2 separate regions of the Homo sapiens genome follow, and region 2 is linked to region 1. A link is an interaction called in ENCODE POLR2A ChIA-PET data of the cell type or tissue named here. Cell type or tissue: PC-9. All regions are shown on one strand. Each heading gives the region's core, and the rest is flanking DNA. Links, peaks and the distances in the headings are about the cores only. Region 1 overlaps SRSF7 (serine and arginine rich splicing factor 7). Region 2 has its middle 22 kb from the start of ATL2.

Evidence for each region. Peaks named below come from ENCODE experiments on the same cell type or tissue, not always from the same donor. Only the 100,000 strongest peaks of a DNase experiment are listed, where the experiment ranks them.
Region 2: POLR2A ChIA-PET joins it to region 1 with 24 read pairs; 8 of 35 experiments call an interaction of 5 or more read pairs at or near these places.

Annotation. Positions count from the first base shown.
Region 1 is chr2:38,743,949-38,746,863 of GRCh38, reverse strand. SRSF7 (serine and arginine rich splicing factor 7) reads left to right here. Exons shown (of 8, transcript NM_001031684.3): 6 at 117-170; 7 at 685-720; 8 at 1,677-2,915. The coding sequence ends at 1,731. Among named protein-coding and RNA genes, the nearest start is that of SRSF7, 6.0 kb to the left of the region's middle. In PC-9, for the core only: no CTCF peak of the experiment used is centred there; no DNase peak of the experiment used is centred there; H3K27ac peaks cover 871 bases.
Region 2 is chr2:38,397,815-38,400,729 of GRCh38, reverse strand. No RefSeq gene overlaps it. Among named protein-coding and RNA genes, the nearest start is that of ATL2, 22 kb to the right of the region's middle. In PC-9, for the core only: no CTCF peak of the experiment used is centred there; no DNase peak of the experiment used is centred there.

The sequences.
Region 1 (2,915 bases), core at 310-2,809:
GCATCTTGTTTAGTTTTAGCTTCTTTATGCCTGACCAACCTAATACAGTGTTGAGTAGTTAAGGAAATTCCTTTGGACTGATTGATATAATTGTGTTTTTCACTTTTTTTATTAAGATCCCCGTCGAGGTCAAGATCAAGATCCAGGTCTATTTCACGACCAAGAAGCAGGTAGGGTAAAAATTTGATTATGCTTTTCTAGTTATATGGCACCAATATCCAAAGAGTTCAAAGTGTTTTTAATTGTTGAAATTTTAAGTGTTAACTCTAAACTTAGGTTTTAGTGGGAACACAGTACCTTATTTGTGTATGTCCTATTTATTACTGGCTGACTTTCCCTGAACAAGGGAATGTAAAACTATAGTGAGAAAGAAGCTTATGACTTGGGGGATTATATTAAAGAGGCCCTTGTTAGAACTGATAGGTGCATGGAGAAGCATCCTGAAATCGATGTGCTTAAAGCAGAATGTAAAAGATTAATCATGATGTAGTAATTGAGTCATTTTTTGAAAAACAGTTGTTGAAAGATTGGCTTTTGTTAGCAACAACTGGTAGGATGTTTTTCAGTTTAAGTGCAGTCTGACATTTTAAGCTTAGGACATTTGGGGGTTTTACGGTATTGGTGACTACAAGAAAGGGATTGGTTAGTACTCTTTCTTTAATAGAATTTCTCATGTTTTGACAGCCGATCAAAGTCCAGATCTCCATCTCCAAAAAGAAGGTAAGCTAAATGTTTTGTTGCCAAATCTTGCCTGTCAAGTGTGGCCTCTGCAGAATTTGTTTGCTTACTGCTTTGCAGTCTTTGAGCTCTTTGGAGAATTGGTGCTATATAGATTAAAATACTATGCTAAGTTTCTGAAATACTTTTTTTTTTTGATTCAGTAACATTAGTTTATACTTTTGCTGGAAATACTTAGTCATAAAATGTTAGGGTGATTATTAAGATGTGATTGGTCCTGTGAGTACTTGGTAGAAATTTTGGTAAGATAGATGCCTTTTCCCCACATGTACAATAGATACAAAGTGTGGAGAAAAGTCTTGGAAATAGTTACCTGCCTAGTGCTTCTTTATGACCAGAAAACTTCAAATAGTTGTCATATTTATCTAGTGCTTCTTAATGACCAGAAGACTTCAAATAGTTGTCATATTTAACTGCAGGTTGACCTTGCAATTTTGACAAGGAGGATAGCCTAATTTTTTTTTTTTTCTGGGATGGAGTTTTCGCTCTGTCCCCAGGCTTGGAGTGCAGTGGCTCAATCTTGGCTCACTGCAGCCTCCGATTCCCGGGTTCAAGCAATTATCCTGTCTCAGCCTCTTGAGCAGTTGGGATTACAGGCACCCACCGCCAAGCCTGGCTAATTTTTTGTATTTCTAGTAGAGACGGAGTTTCACCATGTTGGCGAGGTTGGTCTTAAACTCCTGATCTTAGGTGATCACCTGCCTCGGCCTCTCCCAAAGTGCTGGGGTTACAGGCGTGAGCCACCGTGCCTGGCCAGGGTAGCCTAATCTTAAGCCAGGGACAAAAGATGAATATATGTAAGTTTCATGTCATTTTTAGGTCTTTGCTATAGGAAATTAGTACCTTAGGCCACCTTTGAAGTTATTGAAAGTTAGTACATGTACATGAGAGTTTCAATTGACACTAATTGGATCCAAACCTAATGTTTTTCTTTTTAGTCGTTCCCCATCAGGAAGTCCTCGCAGAAGTGCAAGTCCTGAAAGAATGGACTGAAGCTCTCAAGTTCACCCTTTAGGGAAAAGTTATTTTGTTTACATTATTATAAGGGATTTGTGATGTCTGTAAAGTGTAACCTAGGAAAGATAATTCAACCATCTAATCAAAATGGATCTGGATTACTATGTAAATTCACAGCAGTAAGATAATATAAATTTTGTTGAATGTATTAACATCATATGGTCTGAAAATGTGGGTTTTTATTTGGCACATTTAAATAAAATGTTTCTAACTAGATTTTTGATTTGTGTTCAATATTAACACTTCTTAATTTGATATATTTGAGAGTCAGACATTATAATTGTTAACCTTATTCATACATACCTACATTCAGAATTGAAAGGTGTTGGTTAAGTCTTGAACATCACTATTCTATGCATAAAACTTGGCCAGGATCTTAAGGGACTTTGAAAATTCCATCTTACCCTTGTAGCTCTGGGTAAGATGACCTGAGTCCCTTATGATACAGCCTGAATGCATCATGACAGATCCTTAAGTTAGCTAATCCGTTTGAAGTTGGTGTTAGTAGGTATTGTATGATCAGTGGTGAAGCAAGTAGGACCACTGATGTGTCTAAATGAGCATGACAGGAACTAAACGAAACTGATTAAATGTATGAGAAATAGAAACATTTCTGGATGATCTTTATACTAATTGCAGCTTTCAGGCTACTAGGTGGCATAGTGTTAATTAGGACTCCCCAAGATATGGGGAGTTCTACTCTCAATGGTCTTGTTTCTTTGCTTTCTACATTAGTTAACCAGTTTTATACCAAAAAATGCATGTTTGAGGAATTGTCTGAAATTGGGACAAAACACCTTCATGTAAACCAGCTTTGCAAAATTTTCCAGCCCAGATACTCTTCATCTATTCAAATGGATTGTCTTATTCTGAGCAAAGACCTGTTGTTAATCTTCAAGCTAGGTTTTGCAGTTCCCAACCACAACATTCTTCTATTTTGCCAGGCTGGTGCAAAGTAATTAAAGATGTCAATCAGAAATGTCAATGAGACTAAAGTGGTTTTGTAAATCTCAGCTATATTTAGCAACACTCCATGTAGCTAATATTTTTTGGTAGCATCTGGTAGACCTTAGAATGTTACATAGCCAGTAGGTTCTTTATTCAAATTTTAAGTATCTTAAGAATAGTAGGGCAGTAACAGTTACTTTTGAGAGTTTTCT
Region 2 (2,915 bases), core at 266-2,765, 350 kb after region 1:
CTAGTTGCTCCACAACCTTGTCAACACTTGGCATTGTCTAGCTTTTCACTTTAGCCATGATTGAATGTGACCCATAATGGATTTTAATATATTTAAATTAGGATTAATTTGATTTTTTTTTTTTTTGAGACAGGGTCTCACTCTGTCTCCCAGGCTGGAATGCAGTGACACCATCTTGGGTCACTGCAACCTCTGCCTCCCAGGCTTAGGTGATTCTCTTACCTCAGCCTCCCAAGTAGCTGGGACTACAGGCACATGCCGCCATGCCCAGCTAATTTCTGTATATTTAGTAGAGACAGGGTTTTGCCATGTTGCCTAGGCTGGTCTTGAAATCCTGAGCTCAAGCCATCCGTTTGCCTTGGCCTCCGGAAGTGCTGGGATTACAGGTGTGAGCCACTGTACCTGGACAGATTAATGTTTTATGATTTTTAAATACAACTGTGAAATGATGCATAAGAAAACTAAGATTAGATGGAAATTAGACCAATTTTGATGCCCAATTATATCTTGTCCCCTAGTCTTGTCCCCTAGTTCCTTCATGTGTATAGGTTTGGCCCACTCAACAAGATGGTGAACTTCCTAAGGTCAAGGGCTGTGTTGTAGGGTTCTTCTGCTGTTGCTATGGCCTTTAGCACAGTATTGGCACAGAGTAGGTGCTGAGGAAGTTCTGATTGAATTAGGCTGAACTAATATGACAGAGGCAAGCCCACCAAAATCAATGGAATATCTCTCTGTTCACAGTTCTCTGCTTAATCACCCCATTTTCAGGTACTTCTTTTATTTTTTTTTTTTTTTTGAGACAGGGTCTCACTCTGTTGCCTAGACCGGAATGCAGTGGCGCGATCTCGGCTCACTGCAGCCTCTAACTCCCAGGTTCAAGCAATTCTCCCACCTCAGCCTCCCCAGTAGCTGGGATTACAGGCACACCGCCACACCCAGCTAATTTCTGTATTTTTAGTAGAGACGGGGTTTCACCACGTTGGCCAGGCTGGTCCCAAACTCCCAACCTTAGGTGAGCTACCCTCCTCAGCCTCCCAAAGTGCTGAGATTACAGGTGTGAGCCACTGTGCCTGGCTCAGGTACTTCTTAAGGTGATGAAAGGACCAAGAGAAAGAAATTCTAGAAAATATCCAAATCCTGTGTTCTTCCAGAGCCTACATTCCAAGTGCTGAAAATCTTTAGGTAGGATGAGCCCTTCTTTTTTTTTTTTTTTTTTTTTTTGGAGTCAGGGTCTCACTCTGTTGCCCAGGCTGGAGTGCAGTGATGCGATAATAGCTCACTGCAGCATAACTCCTGGCTCAAGCGATCCTCCCACCTTAACCTCCTGAGTAGCTGGGACTACAGGTGTGTGCCACCATGCCTAATTAAATTTTTTTTTTTTTTTTTTTTTTAGAGATGGGGTCTCCCTATGTTGCTGAGGTCGGTCTCAAAACTCCTGCAGCCCTTTTATTTTCAACTGCATTTTCTGAGGCATGTACCTTAGACTACCAGAAAGCAAAAACAGAAGACTCTTGCTCTGGCTTGTTAGGAAAGAGCACTGTGGTGTCCCTCCATGCTTAAAGAAATGTTTCGGAGTCAAAATGTCTGATCTTACAACACTAACCCGATTTCCTTATGGCTGAATCCAGTTTGATAGAAATTGCTCCGAAGGCCACACTAATCTCTAGGACACTTAGTTCCCCTTTTGGCTAATTTTTTAAGAAGCCGTACTAATTTTTAAGAACTATTTCTGTCCTCTCATAAGCTAAAGGATTTGTACTCAATGGCGTGTTTCAACATGCAGCACTATGTCATGCTATGCATATTTTTGCTCATATTGAATACTATTTCTGGACTGAGATCCTGAGATGTTAAGCTACTACACTTTACTAGCTTTACATAGTACTGAGTTTGGCATTACACACTTACTGAAAATAATTGGTGGAAATATCCCTCCTAGGCTTTCTTTCAGTTTTGTGCCCCACCATCCAACAAGAAAGATGAGTTTTAGGCTGGATGTGGGGGCTCAGGCCTGTAATCCCAGCACTTTCGGAGGCCAAGGTGGGCAGATCAGGTGAAATCAGGAGTTTAAGACCAGCTTGCGTAACATGGCGAAAGTCTACTAAAAATACAAAAATTAGCCAGGCACAGTGGCACGGGCCTGTAATCTCTGCTACTTAGAAGGCTGAGGCAGGAGAATCCCTTGAACCTGGGAGGTGAAGGTTGCAGTGAGCGGAGATTGCACCTCTGCACTCCAGCCTGGGCAAGAGTGAAACTCTGTCTCAGAAAAAAAAAAAAAAAAAAACCCAGGCGCGGCGGCCTACGCCTGCAATCCCAGTGTGTCCGGAATTGGTGGCTTCTTGGTCTTACTGACTTCAAGAATGAAGCCATAGACCCCCACGGTGAGTGATACAGTTCTTAAAGACAGCATGTCTGGAGTTTGTTCCTTCTGATGTTCGGATGTGTTCAGAGTTTCTTTCTTCTGGTGGGTTCTGGTCTCACTGGTTCAAGAGTGCAGCTGCAGACCTTCGCACGGGGTGTTACAGATATTAACGTGGCGCGTCTGGAGTTGTTCGTTCCTCCCCGTGGATTCATGGTCTTGCTAGCTTCAGGAGTGAAGCCGCAGACTTTCACGGTGAGTGTTACAGCTCATAAAGGCAGGGCTGACCCAGAATGAGCAGCAGTAAGATCTATCGCAAAAAGCAAAAGAACAAAGTTTCCACAACGCGGAAAGGTATTCCAGCAGGGTGCCACTGCTGGTTGGGGCAGCCTGCTTTTATTCCCTTATCTGGCCCCACCCACATCCTGCTGATTGGTCCATTTTACAGAGAGCTGATTGGTCCGTTTTGGTGCATTTACAATCCCTGAGCTAGACACAAAAGTTCTCCAAGTCCCCACTAGATTAGCTAGATACAGAGCACTGATTGGTGCATTTA